Regions from separate parts of the Mus musculus genome. Here region 2 is linked to region 1. The links are chromatin loops, found by intact Hi-C in ENCODE. Cell type or tissue: left cerebral cortex. All regions are shown on one strand. Links, peaks and the distances in the headings refer to the core of each region. The heading gives the core; the rest is flanking DNA. Region 1 holds the start of Misp (mitotic spindle positioning). Region 2 overlaps Hcn2 (hyperpolarization-activated, cyclic nucleotide-gated K+ 2).

The links. A loop is a pair of places that touch in the nucleus more often than their neighbours do. Peaks named below come from ENCODE experiments on the same cell type or tissue, not always from the same donor. Only the 100,000 strongest peaks of a DNase experiment are listed, where the experiment ranks them.
Region 2: it touches region 1 in a loop (2.0-fold over the local background); 2 of 42 quality-filtered maps call a loop at or near these places.

What each region holds. Positions count from the first base shown.
Region 1 is chr10:79,816,669-79,824,990 of GRCm38, forward strand. Palm (paralemmin) reads left to right here. Exons shown (of 9, transcript NM_023128.4): 8 at 124-255; 9 at 2,373-4,228. The coding sequence ends at 2,893. It overlaps Misp (mitotic spindle positioning), which reads left to right and starts at 4,353. Exons shown (of 5, transcript NM_030218.2): 1 at 4,353-4,425. In left cerebral cortex, for the core only: CTCF peaks have their summits at 661 (motif pointing left), 4,312 and 6,107 (motif pointing right); no DNase peak of the experiment used is centred there.
Region 2 is chr10:79,717,798-79,726,119 of GRCm38, forward strand. Hcn2 (hyperpolarization-activated, cyclic nucleotide-gated K+ 2) reads left to right here. Exons shown (of 8, transcript NM_008226.2): 2 at 6,591-7,014. Among named protein-coding and RNA genes, the nearest start is that of Hcn2, 5.3 kb to the left of the region's middle. In left cerebral cortex, for the core only: no CTCF peak of the experiment used is centred there; a DNase peak (open chromatin) is centred at 286; H3K4me3 peaks cover 953 bases; H3K27ac peaks cover 1,168 bases.

The sequences.
Region 1 (8,322 bases), core at 276-8,275:
CTGGCGTGACTGCCATCGCTGCTTGGCTCTGCCGCTATCTTTCTTCCCTGGCTTGGCCGTAGCCCGGCGGGGGGCACCTGAGGGCAGATGGGTCGTGGGGTAACCCCGTGCCTCTCGTATCAGCCATGTACTCGGTGGAGATCACGGTCGAGAAGGACAAGGTGACCGGGGAGACCAGGGTGCTGTCCAGCACCACAGTGCTCCCCCGGGACCCACTCCCTCAGGGCGTGAAAGTCTACGAGGACGAAACAAAAGGTATGAGAAGCCTGTGCCTGCTGCAGAGCCTAGGTTGCCCTGCCCAGCCCTTTCTCCTGGCCTGGTTAGTCACTCAGAACCTGGGCTGTATGCTGAGCACTGAGGTGAAATCTAGAGGCAGGTTCAGCCATTCATTGTAAAGCTCTTAACTGCCACTCAAAGTTGAAGCAAGGAGGGAGCTTCCCAGAGGCCCCCAGTTGCATAGCCAAGGGAAGGAAACAGCACCTGGCAGGAGCCACAGATTGTGCAAAGGCCCTGAGGTGAGCAGACGGTGAATACTGAAAGAAGGGCTGTGGGGACTGCAGAGATGGTTGGTTCAGAGGTTAAGAGCACTGGCTGCTTTTCCAAAGATCCTGAGTTCAATTCCTAGCAACCACATGGTGGCTGTATGATGAGATCTAGTGCCCTCTTCTGGCCTGCAGGCATACATGCAAGCAGAATGCTGTATACATAATAAATAAATTTTAAAAACAAAACAAAACAAGAAGAAGAAGGGCTTTGAGCTACAAGGGAGAAGGGACTGTGGCCTGAAATCGATGGGTGGCCTGGGTGGAGGGATATTGGTATAGAAGTGATCTAATTTTATGTGTCTGGATGCTAAGGATAAAAGTCAGAGCCTCCAGAGTGCTAGGCAAAGGCTAACAACTAATGCCCCAGCCCCTCACTGGGGGATTCTAGGCAGGGCTCCACCCTTAACCACACCCCAGCCCCTCACCGGGGGATTCTAGGCAAGGCTCCACCCCTGATCATGCCCCCAGCCCCTCACTGGGGGATTCTAGGTGGGGGCTCCACCCCTAAGCCTTCACCTCCATCCTACCCCCTGTGGAATTCTAAGTTGGTCTTTCTGGCTTTCCTGACTGGCATTATAGGTGTTTAATGGACGGATCTGTGGGGAAGTGATGTTGAGGAAACTAGATACATCTAATCCGGGACATTTTTTAGCAGGAACCATAAAGTCAAATTGGTCCCCACCCCATCCCTTTTTTAAAGAAATAAATACATACCATATAATTCTCCTTTTTACAGTTTGTGATTTAGGAGGTTTGGCCCCTGGTGTACAGTAATTTTATATACTTTCAGAACATTGCATTACCCCAAAGGAAGTCCCCACCCCAACAAGCTATCGCCCGTTCCATTACACCCATGAACACACACACACACACACACACACACACACACACAGAGTCTCAGGATTGCACTTTCACACAGTTCCTATCACGGAGATCCCCACTATGTGGCCTTTTGTGTCTGGGTTTCTCACTGAGCAAACGCGGTGTCCTTAAGGTCCCTCCATGCTATGTGTGTGTCAGAGAGTGTGGAAGGACTGTGCTGTGTATGTTTAGTACTGGGCATGTTTCTGTGTGCACACATGCTTTATCTCGGGTGTAACTGACGTGGGACTTGCTGGCCCCAGTGGATGTGACTGTTTATGAAGGACAGCAAGGCTGATGATATCCATTGCCACTCCCAGAGTGACTCCACAGGGCTCCACCCTGGGCCATTCCACCCACCTCTGCACAGTCTCTCTGGGGACCCAGAACCAGCTAGACTGGACCCTGGTTGCTTGGTAACAGCAGGAGATCTGTTTCCGTGGAGACTGATGGCTTGAATTCTCATCTTAGAGGCCCAGGCCCATGGGAGAGATTCGACCCCACCTTCTGCACCTCCAGTGTCACCAAGAGACCAGGCACAGGGACTCTTCTCCAGGGGTTGGGAAGCTAACATCTGAGGGTGGTAGCCCTGACCCTTCATTAGATTCCTGGAACCACCCTATCTGCGCCTCCTGAAGTCTAGGATCCCAGAGGAGTTTGCAGAGCTGAGGTTCAGGTGTGCTCTGGGGCTGTAGACAGCTGTTCCCGTCGGTGAGGAGACATTGTCCTTATTTAGATCCTCATAACTCAGAAAGTGACAGCCAGGCCTGATAGTGCATACCTGTTGTCCCAGCACCCAGGAAGCTGGGGCAGGAGAGCGTGGTAATCCTCCTACCTCAGTCTCCTTGAGCGCTGGAATGACAGATGTTTACCACCAGAGCTGGCTGTCAAGGCTGGTATTTGCCTCAGCCTCCGGGCTCTGCCCCAGCGCCGGCCTGCTAACACTCTCTCTGTGTCCCCACGCAGTGGTCCATGCCGTGGACGGCATCGCTGAGAACGGGATCCAGCCTCTAAGTTCCTCCGAGGTGGACGAACTCATTCACAAGGCCGATGAGGTCACACTGAGCGAGGCAGGGTCCACAGCTGGGCCAGCGGAGCCTCGGGGACTCGCAGAGGATGTCACCAGGACCACGCCGTCCAGAAGGGAGATCACAGGAGTTGAGGCTCAACCAGGAGAGGCCACATCAGGCCCACCAGGCATCCAGCCCGGTCAGGAGCCCCCGGTCACCATGGTCTTCATGGGTTATCAGAACGTGGAAGATGAAGCAGAAACCAAGAAGGTACTGGGCCTGCAGGACACCATCAAGGCTGAACTGGTGGTGATTGAAGACGCGGCCACGCCCAGGGAGCCCGCACCTCTCAATGGCAGCGCTGCTGAGCTCCCGGCCACCAAGGAGGAGAACCAGACGGGGCCCACGACCACGCCCAGCGACACCCAGGATCTTGACATGAAGAAGCCTCGCTGTAGATGTTGTTCTGTCATGTGAGCCGTCGGGGCACCCTAGTCCCCGGTCCCCGTCCTATGCTCCACACTCAAACCCAGCAGCCCGGCCCTCCCCGGCGCCTGCCCACCCTCACCCTCCGCCTCACAGGCCCCAGACACGTGTGTGATCCCTATGCACCTCGAGTCTCGGGTGGGGGGTGCTCTGCCCGTCACCACACTCCACACTCACCCCGAACCTCTGAGCCGTGGGTCACCCCTTGGTGAGAGACAGGCCAGCCCATATCAGCCCCTCTAAGAATGGGGACCCCTCAGTCCAGGTCACAGCAGGTTTACACAGGCGGCTTATGCCCACCGTGGTCCCAGCCTGGTGTCCCCTTGCCGCCCCAGGCCAGCCTGTCTGTGCCTTATCGTTACTTTTGGGGAGTCTTCGAGGGGACCAGAAAGGGTCTCCCTGGCCAAGGCGCCAGCGACCTAATGTGGGCAGGTGGAGTGAGGCCACAGTTCTTTGGGGACTCAAAGTCTTGAAGTTCTAGGGAGGAGGATGGGCACCTGTGGATCCCCTCCCATAGGTAGCAGAGCTCAAAGCAGGGGAAACTCTTCACCGGGGATAGAACAATCACCCGCAGGATGGAGTCATTGTTGGCCAGCCAAGCCACTCCCTGTCCTGAGTCCCACCCCCACCCCCACCATGCACACACTGGGCCCTTCTTCCTGGTGCTAATTTTGGGAGCTTTGGGGTCACCTCTGCCCTCTTCTCTAGTTGGTTTGGACCAGGGTCCTGGGTTTCCCACATACCCCCATACCCTAGAAGTCAGTGGGTATGTCTGCCAGCGCCACAAAACCTAGCATATCCAGGCAGGTTTAGGCTGCTCCACACACACTTTGGGTGGGAGTAAGGGACCCCCCCCCATCTGCCACCTGGCCTGACGGGAGCCTGGCAGAGGGTCACCAACCTTCGGGCAGGCAGCAGTAGCCACTTTGGTCCCCAGAGGCACAACCCTGCACACAGGAGCTGACTCAACTTCAAAGGACCACGCCTGGTCTAGGTCCCTTTCCTTGGGACCCCAGCCTGGTGTGCAGCAGGGTGCAGGGCCTCCTGCGGGCCCCGTCACTACCCGCAGCTACAGTAGGGGCTCAAGCAGAGGCCACGGGGTCTGTGTCCTGTCCTTCCCGTGGCCTGGAGGAGAGGCGCACTTTCCTGAGGGTGAGCTATGGCCGTGGTCATGGCACCCCCGTCTTCCTCCTCCTTTGAGTCTGCCTGAGTTCCTCAAGCCCTGAGCCTCGGCTGAAGTGCCCTTGCTGCCCCCTTCTGCTTTTGACGTGTGGCAAGGCCCCGCCCTTCACCCCCATGTTCTTGACTTTCCCAGAGAAACAAATTAAAAAAAAAAAAAAAAAAAGTGTGTAGAGCCAGGTTGCTGAAGTTCTTGGGTTTCACCTGGGCGGGAAGGGGTGCGGCCTCCTAGTGGTGGAGCCATAAAAAGGCTGGGTCCTGTAGAGCACAGGAGAAACTTCTCCCCTGCGGCTGCTGCAGCCCTCACTGGGCATTTTCGCCAGGACTCTGCGGCACCTGGTCAGGTAAGCGACAGCTGTGGCCAGCCACCCCCACGGGCCTCGGTCTCCACATCTTCCACACCCATGTCCTTGGGCTGTGATGTTGAGAGTAGAGAGGTCCTCACAGATAGCCCACAAGTTCTGAGCCAGGTTCTGCATAGTAGAGGAGTACCCCCCTTTTTTTTCATGTTTTTTTTTTTTGGAGAATTTTTTTTCCTTTGGCCTCAGTTGCCCTATCTGTATAAAATAGATGTCTAGGAGTCCTGTGTTCCCAACACACTGGGTATTCCAGACTTGAGTAAAAGGCCTATAACCAAGCTGACCTCAAACTCTTTAAGTAATCCTCCTGCATTAGTTTCCTGAGTACTGAGATGTCAGGTGTGTGGGCTCAATCAGAGGCCCTTTCAGGACTCAGTTTCCCCATGAAAGGTGGTTGGTATGGTGGAGTACCTACGATGTACGGAGGGAGGTGCTAATTCAAATCCATCCGACCTGTGGGACTGGATATGCACTGCACTTCAATGCCCACTTCTGCTAAATAGGGATGAAGGGGCCCAAGGGGGCTTTGGGAAAACTGCTGTCTCAACCCTGGCTTTGACTGTCTCCTCGATGGTAGGTGATGGGCACCACATCTGTCAAGGGCCCCTGGAGTCCAGCTGGGGGACCACGGACTGGAGGGAAGAAGGGAAGACAAGAGATTCAGAGGGACCTCACAAGCCCGCCCACGGGAGGCCAGGAACCCCAGCACTATGCCCAGGCCCCACACACAGGCCGTGGGCTGCCAGAGGGGTATGGTGGGGTCTGACCTGTTCGGTCCGTGTTCCTGGGCGTTTTACATGATTACCTTTGAGTTTTTGAGAGAGGTCTCACTCTGTAGCCAAAGTTGACCTCAAACGAATAGCAATCCCACTGCCTCAGCCTCCTGAGTACTGGGGTGTAGGCCTCTTTCTCTGTACCTGGCTTCGCGCTGGGTGTTTCTGAAGGCGTCATCGTTTCATATGAAATTTTCTGTGAATGTGACAGGGAGAATTCCCATTTCCTGGATGAGTAAGGGAGGGTCAGAGGGTTGGGGAGGAACCAGCCGGAAGCCCCACAGACCCCCTTCTAGAGAGCAGCAATTCGAGACCCAGGCCCTGAGTTTCCTAATCCTGCCGTGGTATCTGCTAGTCTGGAAACATCGTGCACATCTGTCCTTCAGCCTGCCTGGATCAAATAGGGCATTGATCGAAAGAAGAGACAGAGATTCAAAGGGGTCCCACAAGCTAGCCCAGGCTTGGGATTCAGTCTCCTCGTTCCGCAGGGATGCACCCCGCCTCAGTCAGCAGGACTTGGGAAGGTGGGAAGCCGGGAAACCAGGCAGAGGCTCAGTTCCGGCTTTGTAGGGCCAAGGCCTGCAGCGGGCACGGTGCCCGCCCTCGTCAGCCTGAGTATCGTTTTTCTGTCTTCTCTGGACTTTGTTTCCCAGGTCCGGGTGGGGACTGAGAGGAGGGGCCCACCTGCTCCTGGGTGGGGCCTCTGTCCCCTTAGCAACATGTGGCCGGGGCGGAGCCCGGGGGCCTTTCCTGCAGAGGACAGAGCCTGAGGCTGGGAGGTGGCCTGGGCACCTGGAGCTGGCAGGTGAGGCGGGGGACGCTGGGAGTCCCGGAAGCTGGGAGTCTGGAGCCGGGTAAGGTGAGGCACGTGCAGAAGGAGAAGGGGTCTGTTTGTGGTGTGCCTACTGGCAGGGTTGGTAGGCCTCCAGGGGGCCACAGGAATCCCTTTCCTCGTCTGTATTTCGCCACTCTTGGCCCCGGCTGGGCCCCCCCCCCCCCGTTGTCCCCCTGGATATCAGAGCCTGCTCTGTCATCCACTAACCCAAAAGAAAACCTGAGCCTGCTGTGGATAAGGCTTCCATTCGTACCTAAATGCCAGAACACCAAAACCTAGTTCACTGAGAAAGAGGCTGGAACCAAAGACCCTGGGCTGGTCTGTGAGGCCCCATGGATTCAGGGCCTGATTTGAAGAAACCAGCGGTGCCATGCCTGGCTGTTCAGGCTTGGGCTTGTCCAGGGTCCAGGGTCAGAGATAAGCCTTGACAGGTTTCTCCAGGGCCAGCTATGTAGGCAACAAAGAGGCCCTAAGGGACAGGAGAGAGGACACCTAAGGGCGCCATCCTACTAGGTGGTGGCCCTCACCAAGGAGCCTTTGCCCCGCGGGTAGGAGGAAGCAGGTGCACCCACGGGGACCATAAACCCAGTTTCAATAGGGAGTCACAGTTCCAGGGTGCGGCTGGGTGGGGCAGGCTGCCTGGAGCCTTCCCTAGTGGTAACTGGGAAGAAATGGGCTTTGGAAACCACCACCCCCATCATCTCTGTGAACTAGCTTCAATTGTCTGTGCCCAAGTTCCTTCAGGGCAGAGACAAAATTGGCCTCTTGTCCCTGGTTCTCACGAACCCTGAAAAGGACATTAATGTTTGAGGTGATTGATCGACCCAGGACTAACAAACGACCCTTGTCGGGAGATGGAGGCCTTGAAGGGACCCTTTGTAGCCCACAGGGCTTCTTCGGACTGGCTGGTAGGAGACCTTGAGACCCCTGCTGGATTTGGAGTGTCAGATCTACAGCCAGTGGGAAGCATCTATAGAATGCTTGCTGTATGACCAGGCTCCTAGAGCTGAGTTAGGTTTTATCGTTGTTTTCGTTATTATTGTTTTTGGTTTTTGGAGTCAGGGTCTCCCTATGTAGCCATGGCTGGCCTAGAACTCACAGATATCCTCCTGCCTCTGCATCCCACTGGGGCAAAAAGAGTGGGCCATTATATCCAGCAGAAGTCAGTTTTATAGATCCTTGGCAAGGTTGTCTTGCCAGCGGAGCCCATATCAGAGAGGGGCCCAGTGGCCTTGAATTCCGACCCAGAACTCCACCCTCTGACCTGAATCACAGGAGAAGAATGGGAACCCCACCTATGGAGGGGAGACACCCTTTCTCCAGAGGTCATGTCTGACTGTTGGACAACAAGGGCCATAAAATACTGCATATGTATCAGTCAGCCAGGAAACATGGGTGCATAGCAGCTCTGGGCCGGCGGATGGGAGTCAGCTGGAAGGCCAGTGACTGAGCACCCAGGAACAGCAGGGTTCAATGAGCCAGTCTTGACTAATACTTGCTGTATATCTTAGGACTGCCTATCCACACAGAATGAAATCCTCCCAATTTCAGAAGAGCTGTGGAAGGGAAAAGGGATTACCCTCCACAACACTGCTAGGAGTGCTGGGAAAGCCCAGCCACTTAACATACTCTGCTTCAAAATACAAAGAGGAATGGATAGGGGACAGGGCTCAAGGGTGGAGACCCGCCTAGAATCCCTTGGTGGGGAGCTGGGGTTGCATGCTTGCTGAGATTGGTGACTCTCTGGACTGCAGAATCGGTTGTTTCCTTGAGCACTATCTGAGTGGGGCTCCAGAACTGCCCTTCAGAGTCAGGAGACTGAAGAAACAAAAGTGAAAGGAAATGCGAGTGTCTGGGAAGGAGCTGCGGGAAATGTTGAGTTCCAGATAACAAGTCAGTGTGTCATCTATGGCTCTGAGCCCCGCCTAGGACCAGGGACAAGGTCCAAGGCACTCCCAGCTCTTGGCTTTATGGAGCTGAGGCAGGTGCTGTTGAGATGGGGCCAGGTGCTGTCTGAAGCAGAGAACCAAGGTGTGAGAACTGGGAGACAAGCTTTGCTACACGTTCTGAGCCTCAGTTTCCCCACTCGGCATCATCCATTGCCAAGAACCAGAGCCCAATGACTGTCTGTGAAGGTCAGGTGCAAAGACCTGGGAGTTAGTGTGAGGAACAGGGCTGTGCCCTGGAGAGGGGGAAGGGCCCTGGTGGGACCCCTACAGTCTCAGGTGTAAGGCTGACCTTGATTGGCATTGCTGAAGAGAGGGTAAGGGCTGC
Region 2 (8,322 bases), core at 32-8,031, 99 kb before region 1:
GTGGCCTGAGTTGGCTGCTGCGTGCAGCGAAAGAAGCTGGCGTAGGGCCATGACCCGAGTGTTTGCGTCTGTCTCTCCTTTCCGAGCGAGCTTGTGATGTGATGCCCGAGAGGGTCCTGGGGAGGCGTGTTTCGGTGGATCAAGGGGAGGCGTGTCCCTAGAGGTGTGGCTGGTGGGTCTCTAGAAGTACCTGTTGGGATGCTAGCTGTGCGCGCGCGTGTGTCCCGAGTGGGTGTACACTCGAGGGCCATAGGGAGAGCTGCGTGCAAGGGATGCAGGCTAATGACCCTATCTGCGGTGACAGTTAGGGTGCAGATTTGAAGACAGGATGCTTCCCTATCCCGAAAACTGTAGCTTGAAGTTTCAGGACCACGGACAGCTCCAGGACCTGTGGCGGCTCCTGCTTGTCCCTTCTCCAGTGCTTGATAATTGAGCAAATAGAGGCCCACGAACAACCTCCCTGAGACCAGAATGCCACCTTTACCAGGAACCTAGGTGTGGGGAAGATGCCCAGGGGTTAGAGCCAACAGGATTTGTTCTTGAATACCCTAGCCTGAGTGCCTTATGCCCAGGTTAGAGGTGGGGACATAAGGCCACCCTTAGGCTTGGGTTCTTGCCTGCAGTCCTGACCTGTGGCTGGTTTGAAGGTGCGTGGGAATGGGAGGCTTTGAGAAGAAACTGAGCTCCTACCTTGAGGCCTTGTGGGTGCAGGTGCTAGCCGGGCCCTGTGCATGCTGTGGCTGCCATAGCCCTCAACTATGGAGAGATTCACAGACCAAGAGTCTTGCCCGGAGAACCAGAGCAAACAGAAGGGGAGCAAGGGTGTACCTGGGGTTAGAGGAGTCAGTGTGGCCATCAAAATTCAAAGCTAGTACTTGGGGCCACCCACCTTTCATGTCTGGGGACTTGTGGCCCTTCCAGAACTTTCTGATTAAATGTTGACCAAGATGGTCTCCAGAGCCTCTAGGGGCTGTTGGAAACACCAAGTGTGTTGTCGCCTAAAACATTGATTGATTGGATGAAGTCCAGGTTAGCCCTCTACTGATGAACCCTGCACACCCTCAGCCCACTTTCTACTTTTTGTTCTGAGACAGAATTTCACTGTGTTGCTCAGCGGCCTTGAATTGAGCATCCTCCTGCCTCAGTTTCCTGAGTAACTGGGATAACAGGTGTGTACCACTAAGCCCAACAGTATTAATTGAACATTAAAAAAAAAAGAAGAAGATCCTACCCCGAGGATAGGAAAAGTCGTTCAGACATTGTTATACCTCAGGTGGGCAATATCTATGTACATAATATGTGTATTTTTTAATTCCTTATGCCGAGTAGTGGGCAGGGATCTTCCATCCCTACCCAGGGACTGGGCAGCTCCCCGTGTTGGCTCTGACTTGGTTCCCTAGTGGCTCAGTCCTGTGACTTGGCTGGCATGCCTGACATCTGGATGGGACTTTGGTGACTAGGTTGGTGACTTTGTCTCCCTGCCCGGCAGGAGGGAGAGGGGGAGTCATTGCAAACAGCAAGGGAGGCAGGGCTGTGGGATGTCAGGGCCTTTGGGTATTGGTTGCCTGCGGCATGCAGTCTACAGGGACCCAGAGGAGCCAGGTTCTTGGCAGAATTCCATCCTAGAGTCCCCGAGGACTCAGGGTGCCTGGAGATCACTTTAGGCCTTTCTGCCTCAACTTCTCATGACTCGAGGAGGTTGTGGTGTGGGGGACGGGGACAGGTGTCTGATGTGTCTGGAAGGATCTTCTAGTATTTCAATCTTTATTCCATTTACATATTGTGTCTGGGGACACCATGGTACTTACGTGCTGTTAGTCAGAAGGCAGGATGCAGAGCCAGCTCTCTCCTAACTCGTGGGTCCTAGGATCCAATCAGTTCATCAGGTTTGGTGGTAGGCATTTTTATTCAATGAGCTATCTCATTGCTCCCAGGTTTTTTTTCCTGGGGTGGTCCTGGGTCTCCTGATGCTCAGGCTTGTCTTAAACTCACTCTGATGGAGGATACCCTTGAACTCCTGACCCTCCTGAGTGCTAGGGAGGAGATAGGAATGGTCCACCATGCTCAGTTTCTGTGTTGCTGGAATTGTGACCCAGGCTTTGTGCATGTTAGAAGAGTGTGCTACCCACTGATGTCCCAATTTGAGATCTCATTCTGTAGCCCAGGCTGACCTCCCACTTACGGCAATCCTCCTGCCTCATCCTCCCACCTGCTAGGATCACAGATAGTCACCACCTCACCCGGTTTTACCTGCTGCTTCTGAGCGTCAGCCCTGGCCCTGAGAAGGTTCATGGAGAAGCAAGTTTGAAGGTTCTTATGGGGAAGTGTTCCAGGCCTGGATGTCCATGCTCAAGCTGGGAATCAGAGCAGCGGATACCTGAGGAAGGGAGAGGGGAGAGCCAGGCAGCCTCAGAAGCCCATAGACCCAGCCCAGAACTGTGGATGCTGGTTCTGAGCCTGCCACACCCTCCTCCACACACCCCCAGCACACACACTTGATGGCCAGGGCATCCTGTGAGGTCAGGGTCCTGCATCCCTGCATCCTGTGAGGTCAGGGTCCTGCATGTAAATCCCTGGAAATGTGCCCTTTATCAAGGCCCTAGAATAAATCTCATTCTCAGGGAGGATATGGGGTTTGGGCATGCACCTGCCTCCCACATGGGAGTGTTGGGACCTGAAGCTCTCCATGCTATGAAAGAAGTCTCTGGAGAGGGCAAGGCCCTCTTTTTCTAGGACCTGCACCCCAAGGCTATCGCTTCAGGGTTTCTGGCGGGACCCCTCCCCTTGCCCTGGCCTAGTCTGCTTCCAACGTACACTCAAGTACAATATCAGATATCCCCACCCCCACTAGCCACCCTGGCATCATTCCTGAGTGTCATAGATTATACTCTACCTGCTCAGGCTGGTATCTTCCACCCCTCCACCTCCACCTGGGAAGCCCCACCCACGGTGAGTGGCCTCAGGGCCTTTTTTACCAGCTGTTGTGACTGCCTGGGCACCACCTCTCCCTGAGACCATCAGTTCTTGAATGCTTGCCACCTTCAAGCAGTGTTCCCGAACACTGTACCCAGGTCCATCTCCCACACCCTGGCATCTAGCACAAATCCCACTTGATGGACATTTTCTCCTCAACCAACTCCCATAGGAGTGGGGTGTTGGGGAGCAGGTATGTGTGTGGCTATCTATCTACATTTCCTGGTCACTTTGTGTCCCTGGTGCTTGGTGGATGGTGAACCTTTACACATGTGTGCACCTGGGACTGCAGCTGTCTTTGCACCGGGGTTTCCAACTCTAACCCTGACTCCTGTTCTGAGGACTCAGTAGGCTCAGGCCCTGATCCTCTGTCAGAGCCTGGCATGGAACCCCTGGCCTCTAACCCACCTGGTTTTGCTTGGATCTGCGATCCCAGAGGGTTTTTGGCCACATCTCAGAACTGCCTGGCTGTCATTGTTGGTCTGTCGACGCCTGACCATGGATGGCTTTGAGGGCTCAGCTGTCAGCTCCTGGGATCCCAGCTGTTCTAAGTGGGGGTGTGACCCATCCCAGAAGAGTCCAGCTAAGAATGGCGGGTCTTTTCTGTGTTATCCATGGGCCTCAGAGCTCAGAACGGCTGCACAGCTGAGCAGGAACAAGGTTCATTTGGTGAGAGCTATCCAGAACTCACCTATGGGTGAGTGAGGGCTCAGTCTGAGAGTCAGCAGGGGAGACTTCTTCTCTTGTCTCCCAATGAATCTTCCCTTTGACCCCTGAGCTGGGTCCACAGCATGGTACTGAGAGTCCTCACAGAATTAGGCAGTCATCAGGACTCATTGTTGTTTATTGGGGGATTTATTTGTTTTGTTTGAGACAGAGTCTCATGTGGCCTATGCGGGCCTCAAACTCACCTTGTAGCTAAGGATGTCTTCCAACTCTTGCTTCTCTTGCCTCAACTTCTAGAGGGTGGGGATGATAGGCATACAACTTCCAGAGGACTGGCCTGTGCATAGATGACCCTGAGGTCCCTGCTTGGGGGCAGGACAGATAAGGCCTGGAGCCTCAGAGAAGGTGGGACACTATACAAGGATGCACAGCCTAGGAGAGAAATCAGAGCTGTGTCTGATCTACCCACCATCCCAGGTCCTGTCTCCTCAAGCTTGACGTCTGTCTCAGGGACTTGGGGCTGGTGAGGTGGAGGAGGGGACCTCTGCAGAGCCCTAGGGATCTAGATGTGCCTGGCTTGTTTTCCCTTGGTGTGGGACTTCTGATCCTTCCCTTTCCACTCCTGACCATATCTGTGGGGAACCAGGTTGACTGGTGAGGATGAGGGCCAGAGCCACGTGTGTTAAAGCGGGCAGACCCCACCCTACCAGGGCAGCCAGGACAGCAACCACCTGTTCCCTCTCCTCAGGCCCTGGGGGGTGGGGGGGCGAAGCAGGCCATACCATGTGACCTGGAGATGCAGTCACTGAGGGAGTTTCCTGGACAGGATGGCTCCTCCGGATAGAGAACAGGCCAGACTGAGTCCTGGGCCCCACTTCTCTCTGAGCAAACCCTGAGCCTCAGTGGGAAATCTGCCTGGCTCTGACCACCCCAGGAAGGGAAAAGAAGCTTGGGGGCGGCTGCAGCCTAGAAAGAGATGCCTGCTGTACGTCTTCAGTTGATTCTAGGTCTCTCTGATCATCTCTAAGCCTCCTCCCCATCACCGTTGAAAGCCTCCATCCCCAGTGGTTTCTAGGTTCCCTTGTGGTTTCTAGGCCCACCCTGAGTCGTTTTCAGCTTTCCACCTCCGTAGGTGGCTGCTGTGTCCACCAATGGTGGTTTCTAGTCACTATTGACCTTTGGTTTACTCAATGGCTCTTTCTCCAAAGAGAAGGAGGGCATCCTCAGCCCAGAGAGGAAGATGTTGGCCCAGACTACATGGCAGATTCTGGAGACAGCAGTTCAGAGTGCCTATTGACGAACAGGCTCTCTCGTCATGGTCTGAGCCACCGAAGCTGTCTCAATCCATGCCCAGATTGAAAGTGGTTATTTATGGCTGAAAGATGCCCTGCAGTGCTCTTGAAGAGAAGCGGGGGTTTTCTTCCTCTTCATCGGGCTCCTGGGGAGTCAGACCCTCCCCCCTCTGGCTCCTTGCACATGCGCAGGGACCTCCCAGAGAGAACACACACACACACACAGAATTTACAAAGAAAAAACAACTTTAAATCTGTTATTTGATTTTGCTCCTGAGGTTAGGTGATGTTATCCTGAGCTCTGGGGGTCTTATCCCTACCAAGAGTGGTTGTGAGGGACATTACACATCCATAGAATGCCAGAGTCTGCCCACTAAAGGGCTTCACCCCATACTGGCTGAAGACAGAAGAACTTGTCCAAGGTCACTCGTGCATGGCAGGTGCCAGCATGGAGCTGAGCTGAGAGACACTGGGTGTTGCCAGCCGTTGGCTCGCAGTCTGAGCTGCTGTAAATGTCCCAATACAAATCACTTTTTAATTTTTTTCTCTCTTCTTTGGACTGTTTCCTTGAGCTCAGCTCTCTGAAGTGCTGGTCGCCTGCTGGGCATGGTGTTTATAACTGTGCCCATGAAGTACAGGCCAGCAGAAGGAGCCAGCTCACAGGCAAGCTCTGAGACATCGGCTCCAGACACTGCACCTCTGACACGTCACTCCTTTGAGCCGATTCTGGCCAGTACCCTAGGTTTCCTGCTCTAGAAACAGTGGGCTCTGTGCCTGTGGGAAGCCCCAAATTCCAGTGGGTGGTGACAGATCTCAAGGGATATAAAGGGGCTGATACTGTCTAAGTATACAGAGATACCCCTCCATTTTTGTTTGTTTGATTTGAAACAGGGGTCTCACTATGTAGCCCTAGCTGTTCTGGAACTTGCTCTGTAGACCATGTTGGCCTTGAACTCACAAAGAACCATCTGCCTCCTCCTCTCGAGTGCTGGGATGACATCTGTTTCCACCATACCTAGTTCTCCAAAGTGTTTCTTGAGGTGACCAGCTGTGCCCTATGGGAGCTGCGGCCTCATTATGGTGTGAACCAGTGGAAGCCCGACCCTCTGCCCGCCTGGCTCTCAGCCTCCCAGCCACACCCAGCAGTGTGCCCTCTCCCGGTCCCAGGCACTTCCATCCTTTCTGAAAGCCAGACTTGTGCCAGGCACATTGTCCCTCTTTGGTCATGTGAAATGTTTAGTCTATTTTAAGCCTTCTCTGCGGTCTGGAGGTACCTTCAAGGCAAGGTCAGAGTGGGTCAGAGAGAGCGACCCTGGCTGCTTGGGGTCAGGAGGCTTCTTTGAGGAAGTCCTGTCCTTGTCATGCAGTAAGAGTCCCAGAGGCTGTTTTATGATCTGGGGTCCCAGAAAAAGACCCCTTAGGGTTGGGGCCCCAGAAAGAGATCCCCTTAGGGATGGGGTCCAAGAGGGAGACCACCTTGAAGTGGGGGTCCTAGAGGGAGACCACTCTGAGATGAAGTCTCAGAGAGAGACCACCTTGCATTGGGGTCCTGGAGACCCACCTTGGGGTGGGGGTCCCAGAGGGAGACCACCCTGGGTTGAGGAAGGGGGCCCCACTGACGCCAAGGCCAAGAGCTGTGAGCATCCTGCCTCTCTCCAGGTTCTACTGGGACTTCACCATGCTGTTGTTCATGGTGGGAAATCTCATTATCATTCCCGTGGGCATCACTTTCTTCAAGGACGAGACCACCGCGCCCTGGATCGTCTTCAACGTGGTCTCGGACACTTTCTTCCTCATGGACTTGGTGTTGAACTTCCGCACCGGCATTGTTATTGAGGACAACACGGAGATCATCCTGGACCCCGAGAAGATAAAGAAGAAGTACTTGCGTACGTGGTTCGTGGTGGACTTCGTGTCATCCATCCCGGTGGACTACATCTTCCTCATAGTGGAGAAGGGAATCGACTCCGAGGTCTACAAGACAGCGCGTGCTCTGCGCATCGTGCGCTTCACCAAGATCCTCAGTCTGCTGCGGCTGCTGCGGCTATCACGGCTCATCCGATATATCCACCAGTGGGAAGAGGTGAGGGGCAGGGAGAGGACCAAGCATGTTCAGAACCCCAGCAATGTGGTCATGAGTACCTTGCATCTGGGCAGGATCAAGGCTATAATTGAAGCTAGGGCCACCAGAGATGTAGAGTCTGAGGATGCTGGGCTTGGGGTGTTGGGGCCTTGATTGTGGACAGGGCAGGAGCATGGTCACGGGATGTTGGAGACTAAGTCTAGGGGTTGAAGATGAGGCCTTGGGTGTGGGAGCGAAACCTCAAGCTTGGGTGGGACTAAAGTCTATTCTGTGGGAGGAGCCAATTATCTGAGGGTGGGACTTTGGTGAGGGTGTGGCTATGGCGTTAGGACCAGAGCTTTGACTTGGAGTGCCATTGAGAGACATTTACACCACTGCTCTGGGTGTGGGGCCTTGTCATAAGAAACAGACCGGAGCTATAGGTCTAAGGCTTTGGGGTGTAGCTGGGTGAAAACTACAGGGAGAGAACCTCACTCTGGGGCAGGGCCCACACGGATGCGGATTCCATCAAGGAGGGGCTTTGGGTTGTGGGTGTGGCCAAGGCTGAGGACCTCTATCAGGAACTAAGATGGGTTTCTTAGGGTAGAGTCAAAGCTGTAGAGTGGGGCCTTGAGTGCCACCAGTGGGGGAGCAAGGTTGTAAGGAGGAACTGCTTGGGGCATTGGGCAGGACCCTTACGATTAGAGCCTTAAGGGAAGTGGGGGAGGGGGCGCCAGATATGTCTGGGATAGAGGCCCAGGGTGGGATCCCAGAGAAATGTGCAAGGTCTGTAACCGGGATGGGGGTAGGTGGGAGGATGCTCATTATTAGATGGCAGATGAGGGACAGGGTGGGGGGACATCTCACATGTGGTTATAGGTTCAGAAGCAAGGCTGGAGGACAGATAGTCTTGGGGCCCCCATGGAACCCCTCCTACCCTATGGAGTCATACAGCTAGGACCCTCAGGATACTCGAATTTGGGGAGACCTTTAGACAATCTCACCAAGTGTTACTGTGCTTCTTCCTATGCCCTGGAAGATGTGGGGGAGAGGTACTCAGACTTCTCCGGTTACCTACTCCCGAATTCACGATCTCAGCCCTGAATCTGTCCCATTCCTGATTCTGTGACCATTAGGAGGAACTTAGAGGGGCTGGCATGTGGGGACAGGACTTGGGCAGGATAAAGAATGGTTATCCGAACGGGTCATGGGTGAGACAGAAGTAGCTGGGAAAAAAGGTACAGAGACTTTCACTAACCTTGGACCGAGGGGCACAGGATTCAGTAGGCAGCAGTTGGGATTCTGGGATAGATGTTGGGGAGGGCCTGG